3 separate regions of the Mus musculus genome follow, and all the other regions are linked to region 1. Evidence: chromatin contacts called from ENCODE Hi-C or POLR2A ChIA-PET data. All regions are on one chromosome and are shown on one strand. Each heading gives the region's core, a stretch centred on a gene start or an enhancer-like site at or near the end of the contact. The rest is flanking DNA. Distances are from core to core; before and after follow the strand shown.

Region 1 (4,904 bases), core at 1,547-4,046:
TAGGGACTTCCTGGAGCTATTTTGAGTCATTTATTTACCGTTTTAAGAAGATTCCCTGCAGGATGGCGTGTTTCATCTCCCTTTAAATATCCCGTCTTGAAACATCCCGTTGATTCACCTCCCCTTATAGCTTAAGAAGTTTATAGCTTAAGAAGTTTCCTTCCAAAGTGCAAGGCTAGGAGGATACTGCTACTCAACAGTTAGCTATTTCACAGAAACAAGCAGCACTGCACCTACTGGCTGCTGTTGAAGCTAAAACTTTTGATCCAGGAGCTGCTGTTCCAATCACGACCTCTTCAGCAAACTGCACTGGCTTTGGAAGACTCTGTTCTCCATAAAACAGAGATAGTAAATTCTAGATGAGTCTGCTCATTGGGAAGTTAGTTCTTCCTCCAGACTGGAGAAGAGAGTAACTCTCTACTGACTCGGGAAGAAAAACAAACTGTGATTGGTGCAATGTGGGGCTTGCTGTGATTGGTTCTTAAGTAAAGCTTGTCAGTTTGTTTATGCAGCACTTGTGATTGGTAAGGTAGAACTATGCACATGCAGGGGCTGTGGTTGGTGGAATTACAGTCCATACACAAGTATGTCATAGTCCCCTTCCGGCTATGTGAGAAGACTGTTTCCCCTAATTGTTTTTTTAATCTTCGAGACTTCTTCTGGGATTGCAATATTAGGCCTAGCACAACACCTAACAAATAATCTCTTTGTCTACAGTCTTAATCAAGCTAGGCAGGTTGTATGGAGGAAAATGCGACTTCCATATCTGATGGCACAGACAGCAGCACTGGCATTGGCAATGATGAGGTAGCTGAAGCATTCCAGAGTCATCAAGATCTAAGAGACCCCAACGGCCAAAGCTCAGAGCAACAACACAGAAGGCAGCTAAGAGTTCCCGAGCCCTTCAAGAGCTCTGAACTATAACACTAGGGAGTGGTTAAAGGGTTTCCAAAGAAAATGCAAGAAACTATGACTATATAGGAATAGCAAAAGTGTAAAGACAGGCAGGGGCTCTGAAGAACAAAAAGCAGAGACTGTAAAGCTTGGTCTCAGCCAAAGATCAGGAGTTATAACTCTACCTGCTGCAGAGCAGAAGGAAGCAAGAGCAATACACCTCTGCCCTGAGTACCTGGAATAACCAGCCTTAGGCTTGGACAGCTTGGAACTCAAATCCACCCTGTGATGAGTTCCTGGAACTCAGGGCCTTCAACACTAAGGGAGCAACCTAGAGCAGCAAAACCCATCGCTAGCCAAGTGCTTGACATACTAGTTACTAGTCATTCTCCCTATATGATGCTCGTTCGTGTTAACTCAATGTAGAAGCCTACACTGAATTTCCAAATGATCTGGGCAGCAAAACCTTACATCCTTTCATCTAGAGCTAATCAATCATGTTTCCAAATTCACATTGACTTGAGAGGCTAAACTGCTAAGCATGGACGGAACCCCCACTCAGTCTCACAGCTCAGACTTTAGATCGGTGGACAGCATGTGCTGTAATTAATGGGTTGCTGTAGGCTAAAACCAAGTTTTATATATAGAAAGTTTGCATTCTGTGTAAGCTACAGACATGTTGAAGTGTGCTCCTGATGTATACTTCCTGTGCTTTGAGCTAGTAATAACGGAGAAACTGCCTTTTATAAGAGCTGGGTGTGGTGGGACAGAACCTGCAGTCCCGGCACTTTAAAGGTAGATGTAGGGAGTCCAAGGTCTGGGGAGTTCCACCAAACAATGAGCTCTAAGCCTGCCTGGGGCCCATGAGTATCTGACTCAAAAATCAAACCAAAAACCCCAAACAACTAAACCCTCGGGAAGAAATCTAAAACAAAACAGTAGTTGGGGTAGGAATAGGAAGTGAAGGGCAAGGTGGAGGAGGTGGGGGACACTGGAAGAGGCACTCAGAAAACGTACTTACCACCCAGCATTTAAAAGAAAGGTGGCGTTTTGTGTGCCAACTTGACACAAATTAGTCATCAGAGAGGAAGGAGTCTCAGTTGAGAAAATGCCTCCATGAGATCCAGCTGTAAGGCATTTTCTCACCATTTTCTCAATGGGAGAGGGCCCAGCCCATGGTGAGTGGTCTCACCTAGGCTGGTAGTCCTGAGTTCTATGATAAAGCAGGCTGAGCAAGGCATGGAAGCAAGGCATTAAGCATCACCCCCACGGCCTCTGCATCAGTGCTTGCTTCCAGGTTCTAGCCCTGCTTGTGTTCCTGTCCTGACTTCCTCCAGTGAATTGGAAGTGTAAGCCAAATAAACCCCTTTCTCCTCAGCTTGCTTTTTGGTCATGGCGTTTCATCGCAGCAACAGAAATCCTAAGGCTCCCTACGTTAGTCAGGCAGTTACATGTCACACTCTGCCCCTCGTGAGGGACAGTCAGCCTTCTCCACGCTCCAAAAGAGGAAAAGCCTAGAAATCGGCTCTACACTTCCTGGGACTGAGCCACTAGCAAAGCTAGATGCAGCCTCGGGGCCCAGTTTCTCCCGCCTATGGGGAGGAGCCACGAAGATCAATAGCCTTCAGCTTCGGGCCTTCGGGCCTAGGAGGTACAGAGGGGTGGAGCAGGTCCTAGGCTCCGCCCCCGTCCGTGGCCACGAGTCTCTTGTTCTAGGGGTGGGACGGTGCCCAGCCCCTAAACCTGGCCATGTAGGGGCCTGGGACTCGTCCCTCGGTATGGTCTGCCTTCAGGCTCTGGAAAGAAGAGGTGTTCCCAAGCTCTGCCCCTTGGCCGCAACCTCAAGTCAGATCTGGGCCTTGGGGCGGAATAGGCCCTAGACTCCGCCCATCTGCCAAGATCGGAAGGTTCCGAAGGGAGGGCGCACCCGGACTAGACTGCAAGCTTCAGCCATCGCTTGCAGCTTCTAGAGGGAGGAGGTGCCCAGGCTCCGCCCCTCGGGGGGCGGAGTGAGGCCCGGGCCCCGCCCCTCTCCCGCAGCAGCTGGTTCCGGCCCGCTCTCCACCGGTCCCGCCTCGCTGCCGGAGCGTCCGGAGGACCGCTCAGTGGGAGGAGCGCGGAGTCGGCCTGGGACATTGCTAGCACCCGCCTGTGTGCTCCGGGAACTGCACTGTGAGCGGTGAGTACCACGCGGCCCCGGGGCGTCCGTGCAGGCCTTTCCCACGGGTGCAGACCCGAGGACACGGGGAGAGCTGCGGGGAGGCGGTGGAGCTGGCTCCTGGGGTGACCTCTCTACTCGCTCCCCAGCCTGCGTCGCTCTGGACTGGGAGTGGCTCTACTCGGCGCCCCGGGAGTTCTCGCCTTGGTGTGAGGGCCGCACCGCCGGGGTGTCATTGTGCCAGGCCCAGCCCACGGGATAGAAAGGAACGATTGTGCCCGGCAGATTGGAGTCCCCAGCACGGGGCGAAGGCAGGCGGGGTGAGGGTAAGAGCCCCCTCAGTGGAAGGGCATAGAGTCCAAGGTGATTGATTGAGAAACCCAAGGAGAACGGGACTGTACCACTCTGGCCAGCCCAGTGCACTAGAACCGCAGATCTCCCTGCAGCACGCATGACAGCCTCCCAGCAGAAGTTGCCGAACTTTTGCATTTAGGACCGGCAGCGCGCCTAAAGAACCTTTGTTATATAGATTGTACCTATTGATTTTTGCAGTGTATAAATACAGCGTATAGACACTTAATATACTTAATTCAGATAGACCGATTCTGTAGTTTCCAAAACACTGTTATTAAGAATGGCATTCTTTAACCTTCCTGCAAATCTCTGCTTAGAAGACACTCAGCCTGTTGCAGTATGACAGGTCATGTAGCTTCTGAAGACTTTTAAGTATATTGGTGAAAATGTAACATTGTATTGCTTAAAGAGTGGTTTTGACCGTCCAAACACCTGCGCCTGTGTTTCTCTGCAGCATACTTTAGAACCACCGAAGTAGCCAGTGCTTAGGAGGCATAGTTCACTGGGTTTGCCACTTTATTTATGGTTCTTCCATTCCGCACCGTGGAGGAGTTAACCTCTGATACCCAGGAGCACTCTGGACCTCACTTTCCAACGGAATACGAGATCCCCACAGTTGGTGGTGGCTTTGGGTGATGTTCATGTGTGCCTTGGTTGTTTCTGTGCCTGCTGAGTTGATGTGTGTAAACCTGATGTAGCACACCAGACCTGTGAGTTCAGGGAGGTGGGTGTGACTAGACCATGCCAAATGTGTAGGGGTTGCTGTAAGATTACCAAGCAGTTGAGAGGTCATGTCTAAAACACCAGGTGGCATGTTTTTGCCTCCTTATCCCTGTGTTCAGTTCTGTTGGGGGTTTCTAGCCTTGGGTCTGTTGAAGTATGGTGTCCCAGTCTCCGAATTCTGCCACTTCCACATTCCTGGTGAGCTCTGTGTGTGGTCCTGCCTCTGCCACTGGAAAGCAGTTGCCCATTGTGTCTGTGTGTGATAGATGGAACCCTGCATTAGAGTCTTTCCTTTGTTTCATGCTGTCTACAGGAATTTGAGATAGAAGTTATATACATATTATCAAAAAATGTATACCTCAAAGCAAACAAGTTTCTTAATCCTCTACCCAAAGAGGCTATTGTGTTCTGATTGAGCAGCTTCAGCACTTTAAGTAATACATTAGAAATGATTGTCCTCATGCTGTTGCTCCCACAGTCGGGAGAAGGGGGCTGGGATCTGAGCCCTTGTGTTCTTGTTATACACATTGTTGATACTGGAGCCTCTCTTATTCATCCTTGAGTAGATGTTTATCTCAGCTCCAACTCTTCTGGACCTTGGGAAATGAATGATTTTAGAAGGTGAAGGGCCTGTCTGGAATTTACAGTCAAGAGCATAGGTAAGTACCGTCCAGTTGAGATCATTTCCTGCCTGTATGTGTACATGAAACACGGTCATGTAAGAAAGCAATACCTGCTAGGAAGGTGTGCATCAAAAAAAGCACATGCAAAGGAA
Region 2 (4,904 bases), core at 774-3,273, 580 kb after region 1:
AGTTGCTGGTAATTTTCGAGGTTTTTTGTTTGATTTGTTTTGAGACAGGGTCTTTCTTACTCTGTAGCTTTGGCTGCCCTGGAACCTGCTATGTAGACTGGCCTGGCCTCTATATTAGAGATCTGCCTACCTCTGCCTTCAGAGTGCTGGGATTAAAGGCAGACTTTATCAGCCTAGTCCTGCAATTTTGGTTGGTTGGTTGGATGGTTTTGGTTTGGTTTTTTGTTTTTAATTCTGGTTTTTAATCTCATTACGAGTTAAGTTCCTTGAGAGTAGGGGCCATGGCTTACAAGAGTTTTGTATTGGCAAGGCCTAGAGTATGCCTGGCATAGTAGATATTTTACTCAAAAGTGTTGGCTTAAAGCAGTAGTTCTCAAACCTGTGGGTTTTGATCCCTTCGGAAAACCTTTGGCACATATTTATATTACAATTCACAGCAGTAACAACATTGCAGTTATGAAGAAGCAATGAAAATAATTTTATGGTTGGGGGACACCACAACATGAGGAGCTGTAATAAAGGGTCGCAGCGTTAGGAAGGTAAAGAGCCCCTGCTTTAAAGACGTAACCTATTGATAGATGTGATATCTGAGAGGGTAACACGTAAGCTGAGAAAAGATGTTTCTCAACCAAAACCACAGCACATCATCAAAAAGTCTGTAAGGGAAGTGGCGTAGCTTTAGTGACCACAACAGAGTTTAGTGAAAGCAGTAACGGTGGAGAGGCAGGACAGCTCAAGGTAGAAATCCCAAAATCCGGAGGTTTTTAAGACCACGAGCTAAAGATGTCTTTGGGTAGGTTTGAAGACAGCCTTTCCAGCTCCCTTAGCTCTGGCTACATCCAATTACCTGTGATCTCCATAAAGCACTGAGACAGCCGCTCAGCTGGTAACGCACTGAAGACTTGAGTTGCCCGTGCAAAGGTACGAGAGAACTACAATGGTCCACAAGCCTAGAAACACACAATAAAACGAACATTTAAAGAATCTCATCCCACACTCTGCACTTCCATTAGGAAGTGTGCTTAACTGCTTCTTGTTCACCTGCTGACCTGTATTTTGTGATTTCTCTTATAAGTTTTTAGCTTGTTCCACTTCCAACGAAAGTCCAAGCAAGAGGCCCCGCGGTTAAGAGCATGTACCACCCTTCACAACTGCTCAGAGACAGGAGATTTCAGAATTTGAAGCCAGACTTAAGACTCCATGCCTCTGGCTTCCTTGGGCACCTACACACACACACACACACAGAGGATTCAAAATAAATCTTTAAAATATGTGAACTCTTTCAAGCTTACACCTCCACTTCTTTGATGTATCTATTGTGTTAGTGAATAAGAAAAACATTCACTCTGTCCTTTGAAAGCTTAAGATTCAACTTTGCCAACTATAGATTTTTGAGTCACCAACTGGAAATAAAAACGGTCAGAGAATTAAAACAATAAGCTAAAGCAATTAATTTTGCTTTTGGCCGCTCCTCTGCGGCCAAACTGGGTGGAAGACCATGACCCTCCGTTAGCATGAGGCATTCTAAATGTTTTCCTGTTTGGTGAAGTCCCAGATTCCCTCCGCCCAAGTCGTCAGAGCCAAAAGGATCTGAAGCCTGGGCCAGGCTCGTCCAAAAAGCTCTGACATAAGTGCGCTTGGGTGAAACCAAAGCCTGCGAGGCTGGTTTAGGGAGTAGGCCCGCCTTGCTCAGCATTTCTTGCCCGCAAGGCTCAGAGCTAAGGAGCTGGAGCTGCAGAAAATCAGACTCGCAGCCAGGGCTGGGTTCCACCAATCCCCTTCAGCACAGCGCGCACAACGCCTGAAGCACTCGTCCCCGGCTTACGGGCTCTGGGACATGACCTCTCCACCTCAAGACTTCCGCACTCTGGTTCCTCGCAATAAGAAAAAAAGCCTCTAGAAAATTCTACGAGGCTCGGGAACCCGGGCTTGAGTCCACCCCCACAAGGCCCTTGGGCGCAGCCACTTCCCGCCCCCGCGCCGTTGCCCAGGTAACCGAGGGGCGGTGGCAGCGGCGAGGGGCGGGACTTCCGGCAAGTGACGCGCCGGGGCTCGGCTACAAAAGAGGTCGGCTGCGGCGGGCCGGGCGGAACTTTCCAGAACGCTCGGTGGGTGGTGGAGGAGCAGCGTGTGGCTGAGCTGCGCTGTGCTCCGCTCCTTTCCGCTCTCCGGCGCCGGCCCGCTCACCGGTGAGTCTCCGGCCTCCCTCGGTCGCGGCGTGCGGTCTGGACCCCAGACAGCCGGGGAAGGCGCAGCCGGAGGCGGTTGGTCCCGCGTGGGCGGGGACTGCGGGTTCCTTGAGCCGGCCTCGGGCTTCGGAAGGCTGCCGGGAATGCCCGGCGCCCTGCCCGCCCGCACGCCTCGAGGAGGTCCAAGGCCCAAGCCAATTGGCCTCCCGCCTCATGCTCCTTGCTGCGTACCCCCGCGCTCCGCCGCCCGGGCCGGGTGGGCAGCGCTGCGCACGCGCGGAGCAAGGCAGGGGTGAGGGGCTGCGGGAGGAGCCGGGCGGAGGCTGCGGCTTGCGCTTCTCCTGGCTCTCCTCCCTCTCTTTGTTGAGGTTCGACCTCCCCCCCCCCTCCGCCTTTTCGATCAGGGTGGGAGGGAGAAAGGAAGGAAGCCTTAACGGTCGGCGCCGGGGGGCCCGGGAAACCCAGAGGGCGAGCCAGCTTCCAGGCCTGCGGGGCGAGAGTGGGTAAGCTGCGAGCGAGCAGGAGCAGGATGGCGACGGGGCCCGGGCACCTGCTCCCTGGAGCCGGTCTCCTAAGCCACTCCTCCACCCCCGGGAGTCCAGTGTCGCTTTCCGGCGAGGGTATGGCCTTTATCAGATGTACAAAGGCAGCGGTAATGTACTAACCAGTGGACGGAACCTATCAGTGCTGCTGTGGGTTACTAGCAAAACCTCTGGGGAAAGGAAACCGGAAGAAGCCAAATAATTCATGTGTTAGTGCAGTAGAGTCTGAACCAGCTGCGAGAGAGGCTTTCCTTCGCGTTCCCTGAAATCTATATTTTAATCTGTTCGAGTTTACAGCTGAATCATATCAGGAATTTTTTTTTACCTTTTAAGACGCGTAGGGAAGGCTGTATTAGTATGAAATAAATGCAAAAGAACAGATTGCTTTAGCTCTGGTAGTTAAAGACTACCCGTTAAGAGCCAGTCGTGGCGCACACCTTTGATCCCAGTGCTCAGGAGGCAGAAGCAGTTGGATCTTTTCTACAAAAGTTTAAAGCTGGTTTAAAATTACCATTTTCTGGTTTCAGGCTGTAAAAAATGGTGAAAGAAACCACTTACTACGATGTTTTGGGGGTAAAACCCAATGCCACCCAGGAAGAATTGAAAAAGGCATATAGAAAATTGGCCTTGAAGTACCACCCTGATAAGAATCCAAATGAAGGGGAAAAGGTAAGGGCACAGGCAAACAGCTCAGCAGCAGTGTTGCAGTGTGTGTATCTTTCTGTTCGTGCCTTAAAGTCTACCGTAGCTGTGCTTTGTAACAGTTGTTTCTAATGGGATGTCCTTTTCTGAAACAGTTTAAACAGATTTCTCAAGCTTATGAAGTTCTTGCTGATTCCAAAAAAAGGGAACTATATGATAAAGGAGGGGAGCAGGCGATTAAAGAGGGCGGAGCAGGTGGTGGTTTTGGCTCACCCATGGATATCTTTGATATGTTCTTTGGAGGAGGAGGAAGAATGCAAAGAGAAAGGAGAGGTAAGAAAAATCTGGCTTACCTGCAGCTAGAACGAAATAACTGCTGCGGAAAAAAAAGACTTGAGAATTTATTCAAATGCTTGTTTACACGTTGGTATGATGTTACACTCTGTCCGTGAACTGTCTTTGACTTCTGGTGTCATTGAGATTTTCTGTAACTAAAAAATAGCTAAGCCAAAAAGCAGGTATAACTAACCCCATAGATTCCCAAACAGTGGGGGTAACAAAGTGTACTAACTTAGGTTTCTAAGCCCTGTCCTCCCTTGGATAATACCACCTGCTCTTAGAACCCAGTGGTAAGTGCAGTGGCCCTTTCTGTTAGAAAAGTAACCCTGAGCAAGCAGAGCCTGAGAAAAGCTCATTGTCTGCAGATAGCTGCTGCTGTTGACTCTTGTTTCAGCTCTGCTAGCTCAGCTTAATGTGTTTAGTGTTTGGCCAAAAGATGTCTATGGGAAGACAGTATTGAAGGGTAAAATAGCACTTTGTTCTCAGTATATATAGTTAATATAAACTAGTTCATAGGCACAGTTCTAGAACAAATAGGCAGGCCATTAAATTTCACTTTGCTCCTTAAAGGGACTTGGAAAAACTGTTTACTATGTTTTTAGAACAATTAACCTGTGGGCCTGAGAAACTGCTCAGTGATTAAGTCAAGAGCATTTGCCATTCCTTGTAGAAGATCCAGGTTCTGTTTCCCACACCCACACTCGATAGCTGGCTCACCACTGCCTGAAACTCCAGCTCCAGGGGACCAGCAGCTGCTTCTTCTGGCCTCTTGGTTTTCACATAAACATATTTAAAAAACCAACCTATAATCGCAGTCGGCCTGCTCAGCCATAAGATGGTATGAGCTACAGAAAGGTAGACTGACTTTGGCTTAGATGAGTTTGAGGGCTTTTGTTAACTGTGCTGCTTTGGAGAATGGACTCCGTCAGTTTCCAGAAGCTTGCTTTTTCCTTTCTGTACTCTGTATAAAGTTGAGAAAGCTCGGACTTTCAATTTGTGAGAACCTACTTGCTTACAAAGTGAAAATGAGAAAGCAGCACAATGTCGTGACTTTAATTTTAACTCCTTACTTAAAGAGTAAGAATATTCGGATATTCAGAAAGGATTGGGACTTTCTTTGGTAATCAGGCAATGCTCGTGGCGGGCCGTGGATAAAGTCCTAGGGGAAGGATCACCAGCTAGGGACTTATTA
Region 3 (4,904 bases), core at 1,643-4,142, 560 kb after region 1:
ATTCAGTTCAAAGTTCTCTGTCAGTCAGAAAAGGCCTCCAAAGCCACCAGGTCAGAGAAGGCCAAGAGCCAAGGGGACTGAGCAGGAAGGACTGAAACAGGCATCTCGGGTTAAAGAGCACACGTGACAGTGCAGGCTTCCACAAGGAAGTGTGAGTCAGGAGAAGGTGGACTTGGCTGCACCAGACACGCCGCCTCAAGTGTCACTCAAAAAGAGGGCAAAGTAGGGGAAGAACACCGGGACAAGAGGCTAAGCTCCAACACAGTCAGCAGGAGACAAAGCCAAGCTTTACATGTCAGAGGATGATGAATCAACAGAAGCCCAAGAATACCTAGCCAAGGGCCATGTGTAGGCAAAGGAGTGCAGGGAGCTGGGATCAGAGACAAATCCAGAAGCTGCTATTAAAACAGAGGCCAGAAAGTCCAAAAGACAATTCAACAGGTCTCTGAGGGGAGCTGATACGAGTATAAAGTCAGCTGTTCATCTAAGATCTAAACCCCGGCCTAGTGGTGATGGTACTGCAGGCAGATCCCATTTATAATGCTACCTCCCATGGGGCATCTGTTGGACCAGCTACAAATTGATGGCTGGGCAGGTAAGAGACAGGAGAGTGAAGCATGTCCTTACTGGGTATTGAGAAACAAGTCTTATGATTGACAAAGAAGCCAGCAGACAGTGCAGCTTCTGAGTAGGAAGAGAGAATCCAGTGAACAGATAGGAACATGGCAAGACGATGGAAACACACTCCCTTCTGCCACAAAGTTCTTAAGTTGTGATGCTCCGATGCACTGCTTCCTGTGGAGCTGATGCAGTTACTGCACAATGCTTACACAAAACCTTAAACAGCAGGTTGGCCCATTTGGGCCTCCAGACCCAATCTGTAGGAATTAATGACTGCAGAATACAAGAACATAGCTGGGTTTGTTTAAAGTAGAATGCCCCAAAACAGAAGTTCATTCTACCATTCCCTCTCCCTTCTGCAATGGCCCATTTGCTGACTACACCACTGGTTACTATGCCCTGATTAATTCTGGTTGGTTGGTTTTCCTTTTTCCAGACAGAGTTTCTTTGTGTAGCCTTGGTTGTCCTGGAACTATAGACAAGGCTGTCCTCATACTCAAGAGGTTCACCTGCCTCTGCCTCCCGCTGGGATTAAAGTCATGTACCACCAACACCACCCAGCTCTTTTTTCCCCTTCCCTTTTCTCCCTCTTGCTCCAATCCCGCTTGCTCCAGGGCCCACTCTCTCCGGCCCATAGGTTCTTTATTTGTTTCTCATTACAGATGAGCCACCATGTGGTTGCTAGGATTTGAACTCATGACCTCCAAAAGGTGCTCTTAACTGCTGAGCCATCTCACCAGACCCCACCTAGCTATTTTTGAGTCCTAGGTGTCTTAGTTAGGGTTTCCATTGCTATGAAGAGACACCATGACCAAGGCAACTCATATAAGGACAACATTTAATTAGGGCTGGCTTACAGGTTCAGAGGTTCAGTCCACTATTATCAAGGTGGGAACATGGCAGTGTTCAGGCAGACATAGGGCTGGAGGAGCTGAGAGTTCCACCTCTTGTTCTGAAGGCAGCTAGGAGAAGACTGGCTTCCATGCAACTAGGACAAGGGTCTTAAAGTCCACACCCACAGTGACACACCTACTCCAACAAGGCCACAGTTCCTATTAGTGCCACGCCCTGGGCCTAGCATATACAAACAATGACGTTAGGAAACCCAAATGACAGGGCAAGTGACATGAGGCCAGAAATCTATCTTGAAGCGCTGTTAGCACAAGAATTTTCTTCAACAATGGAAATGTAGTAAACCTTCAAGCCACACTGATAACTGAGCTTTTGAAGGGCCATTAACACAAGTAAGGAACTGAATTTCCAATTAAACTTAAAGTTGCATAAGCACAAGTGAGTGTGGACTAATGTCCAACACAGACTTGAACTTAAGACTCTCAGCTTCTAATTTCTCAGAGGAATTAGGCTAAGTATTTCACAGACTGGCTCCACTGGCCAACATCCTCACTCTTCCCTCCCCAGACATACATGCAGGCACCTTTACCTGCACATACCATCTTTCAAGAATGCAGCATGGCTCCTGGCTAATACAGGATATCCAGAAGTTTGAGGTTAGACTACCCTACATACTGTTACCCATCTTGAAGAAGAAAAAAAATTGTCCAAGCCCAGTGGCAAACGCCTGTATCCCATCACTGGGAGGTAGGGACAAGAGGATCAGAAATTTGAGGAGGCCAGCTGGGCTACAGGAGACCTCTAAAATTAAGTGGGGAGGAAGGGCCTCTTACGAAATCCCCAATATATGTCGATTTCTCAAAAGTAATTACCCAGCAATTCCAAATTGGTGTCATTTCAAAAACCCCTGCTTTGTTGAATCTCTGCATTGTAAAGAGAAAGACCTTACACTGCTTCCGGCATTCTTAAGGCCCGCTGGGGACACTGCTAGTGCACCTCGAGTTACTCTTGGAAGGCGTTTCTGGCAGAAACACTTTCCTGTCAGGCTGAACAGCCCCGCTGCATGGACTTTGTCCACTCTTATCTCTAAATCTTTTCATGCTGATCTGGCAGCCAACTAGGTACAGGAGCCGGGTGGGGATGGGGGGCGGGGAGGGTGGGAGGCCGGAACAATGCGGCGGAAACAAAACTCTGAAACACGCCCACCTGAGCAAGACCAAGGGGTGGAGCCTAATCCGCCCAGAAGAAAGAAACCTCGAACTCCACCCTCAAGGTCACCGCTCCGAGTTAGCAGCCCGGGCCAAATGCCCCTGCCCGCTTCTAACCCAGCAAACTACGAAGGCAGGCGGACCATTAACTTACCTCGACTGTGGACACCCACAAACTTCACGCTGCTCTACTGCGCCTCGCCGCTTCCGGTGCTGAGAGATGACGTCACAAACGGCTGCCTAGCAACCGGTGATGATTCCAGTATCTTTTCGAGAATTGGCTGGAACGTTTTCTCGCCCGATACCCAGGTAGAACAGTGGCGCTAGCCGCTAGTTGTCCCCCGTGAGGATAGCTCCTTTGCTCGCAGCCTCCCGGTTGTCTGAATCCGGAGAGATTTCAGACAGCAGTCTTCTGTGGCTCATCTACGCAGCCATGTCGCCTTTTAGCACTTCCTCCTCAGGAAGCTTGCTATAAGTTAAAGCCATCTTTGAAAGGGAAAGAACGAGGTTGGAGGTAGTGAGAGAAATTCGTTCTGTAGCCCAAATTGGTCTTGAACTCGCGAGAATCTCCTTAGATTCCCCCAGTGCTGGGATTGCAGATGTGAGCTACCAAACACAGCTTTGAAGCCATCGTTTAAACTACAGGCTGGAGTGCCTTACCACCCACGTTAAAATTACACTTTTCTTTCTCTCTATAAGGAGAAAAAAGACTGAAGAGAGAGACAGAGGAACCCTGCTAAGATTTTTTTTTTATGATGTCTTCTCTAAATGAACTGAGGGCAATCAGCAGGAGGTTGGGATGACATATGTGTACTGATTTTTATAGCAATTCCAGGACGTTCCCTGAAAGTCTTGTATTGTAAATCACTAAAGACTTCTTGGCAGATGAAAGAATTCCTATCTCGTGAGTAAAATCAGAGTGTAGAATCTGAAACGCAGTCGAAACTGAACCTTACGGAGGCCCCCTTTTTTGGGGGTGGGGGGGTTGTTTAGACAAGGTTTCACTGTGCCCTAGACTAATCACAAACTCAAGATCCCCTGCGTCTACCTCTGAAATACTGGGATGACAGGTCTTCGTCCCCACTCTCAGCTAAGAGCTCTTTTGTTTCTTGATCAAATGGGTTACTATTGTTTTCTTGAAAAAGCAGGCTCCACTGTCTGATGGAGATGACAAGACAGGATGGGAGGATGTCCCTGAGAGCAAGGGAAAGCCGTGCTTTTGTTGACAAAGAAGATGCGGGTGTATGTTAGGATCAGAGCAGGAAGGGAGGAGGAATCTCAAGCTGTACAAACCTCAAGGCTGAGAACGTGGTCCATAACTGCCTAAGACATCAAGGCAGATCTGGTGACCCGACAGTTTGCGTTTTCCCTCAGGATTAGGCCTCTTAGCCAAGACTTCTACGCAGTCTCCATTGTGTCTCGTACAGCTAAAAATTAAACTGGGTCATTTGTGCAGAATTGAGCAGAGTTTTCCTAGCCACTGTATTAGGTCTATTCCATTGTCTGCAGTGCACTGACCAGAAAAGCAAGGTTGTTTGGAACAATGCACGGTCAAGGGCGTGGCAGGCACTTAAGACATTCACTGGGGTTCACATTGCTAGGGGACTACGCACCAAAATTTTTTCAGTTTCTCTATGAATCAAACAACTACTAATTTTTGTCACCCTAAAGCCCCACTATTCTGCTCTTAGCTTCCATGGGTTTAACCAATCTGGAAATACCATTTAAGTGAAATCATGTAGTGTTGGTTTTTGTAATCATTTTCTTTCACTTAGCTAGGTGTCAAGTTTCATCTACAATGTGGCACAAGTCAAAAGATCCTTTTTAAGGCTAATGTTTTTCTTTGGGTTTTTATTTTTTTAATACTTTTTAAGATTTATTTTATTTATATGAATACACTGTCACGGTCCTCAGATACACAAGAAGAGGGCATCAGATCCCATCTACAGATGGTTGTGAGCCACCATGTGGTTGCTGGAATTGAACTCAGGACCTCTGGAAGAGCAGCAGTCAGTGCTCTTAACCACTGAACCATCTCTCCAGCCCATATTCTTTTTTAATTTATTGATTTTTAATGTGTGTGAGTGTTTTTCGTGCATGTATGTCTGTACACCATGTGTGTACCTGGTGCCTGAGGAGGTCAGAAGAAAGCAGATCCCTGGGACTGAAGTTATAAGAGACTGTGAGGTGGGAGGAGTAGCCAGTGTTCCTACTGATCCATCT

The links. A loop is a pair of places that touch in the nucleus more often than their neighbours do. ChIA-PET counts read pairs that join two places held with the same protein, here RNA polymerase II (POLR2A).
Region 2: POLR2A ChIA-PET joins it to region 1 with 13 read pairs in Patski. The contact joins the promoter of Dnaja1 here to the promoter of Aco1 in region 1. POLR2A ChIA-PET finds 5 or more read pairs at or near these places in 2 of 5 experiments (Patski and embryonic stem cell).
Region 3: a loop to region 1 is called in a map of T-helper 1 cell, with 2.7 times the contacts of the local background. The contact joins the promoter of Aptx here to the promoter of Aco1 in region 1. A Hi-C loop is called at or near these places in 2 of 37 maps with a recorded cell type or tissue (T-helper 1 cell and adrenal gland). POLR2A ChIA-PET finds 5 or more read pairs at or near these places in 4 of 5 experiments (Patski and embryonic stem cell).

Annotation. Positions count from the first base shown.
Region 1 is chr4:40,140,469-40,145,372 of GRCm38, forward strand. It overlaps Aco1 (aconitase 1), which reads left to right and starts at 2,797. Exons shown (of 21, transcript NM_007386.2): 1 at 2,797-3,073.
Region 2 is chr4:40,720,445-40,725,348 of GRCm38, forward strand. It overlaps Dnaja1 (DnaJ heat shock protein family (Hsp40) member A1), which reads left to right and starts at 2,024. Exons shown (of 9, transcript NM_008298.6): 1 at 2,024-2,189; 2 at 3,259-3,400; 3 at 3,529-3,706. The coding sequence starts at 3,269. It overlaps Gm6297 (predicted gene 6297), which reads right to left and starts at 2,397. Exons shown (of 3, transcript NR_077226.1): 1 at 2,188-2,397; 2 at 1,050-1,223; 3 at 1-950. Mir207 (microRNA 207) reads left to right here and starts at 2,473; the gene lies at 2,473-2,551. It also overlaps a transcript of Aptx not described here.
Region 3 is chr4:40,700,302-40,705,205 of GRCm38, forward strand. Aptx (aprataxin) reads right to left here and starts at 2,893. Exons shown (of 8, transcript NM_001025444.3): 1 at 2,836-2,893.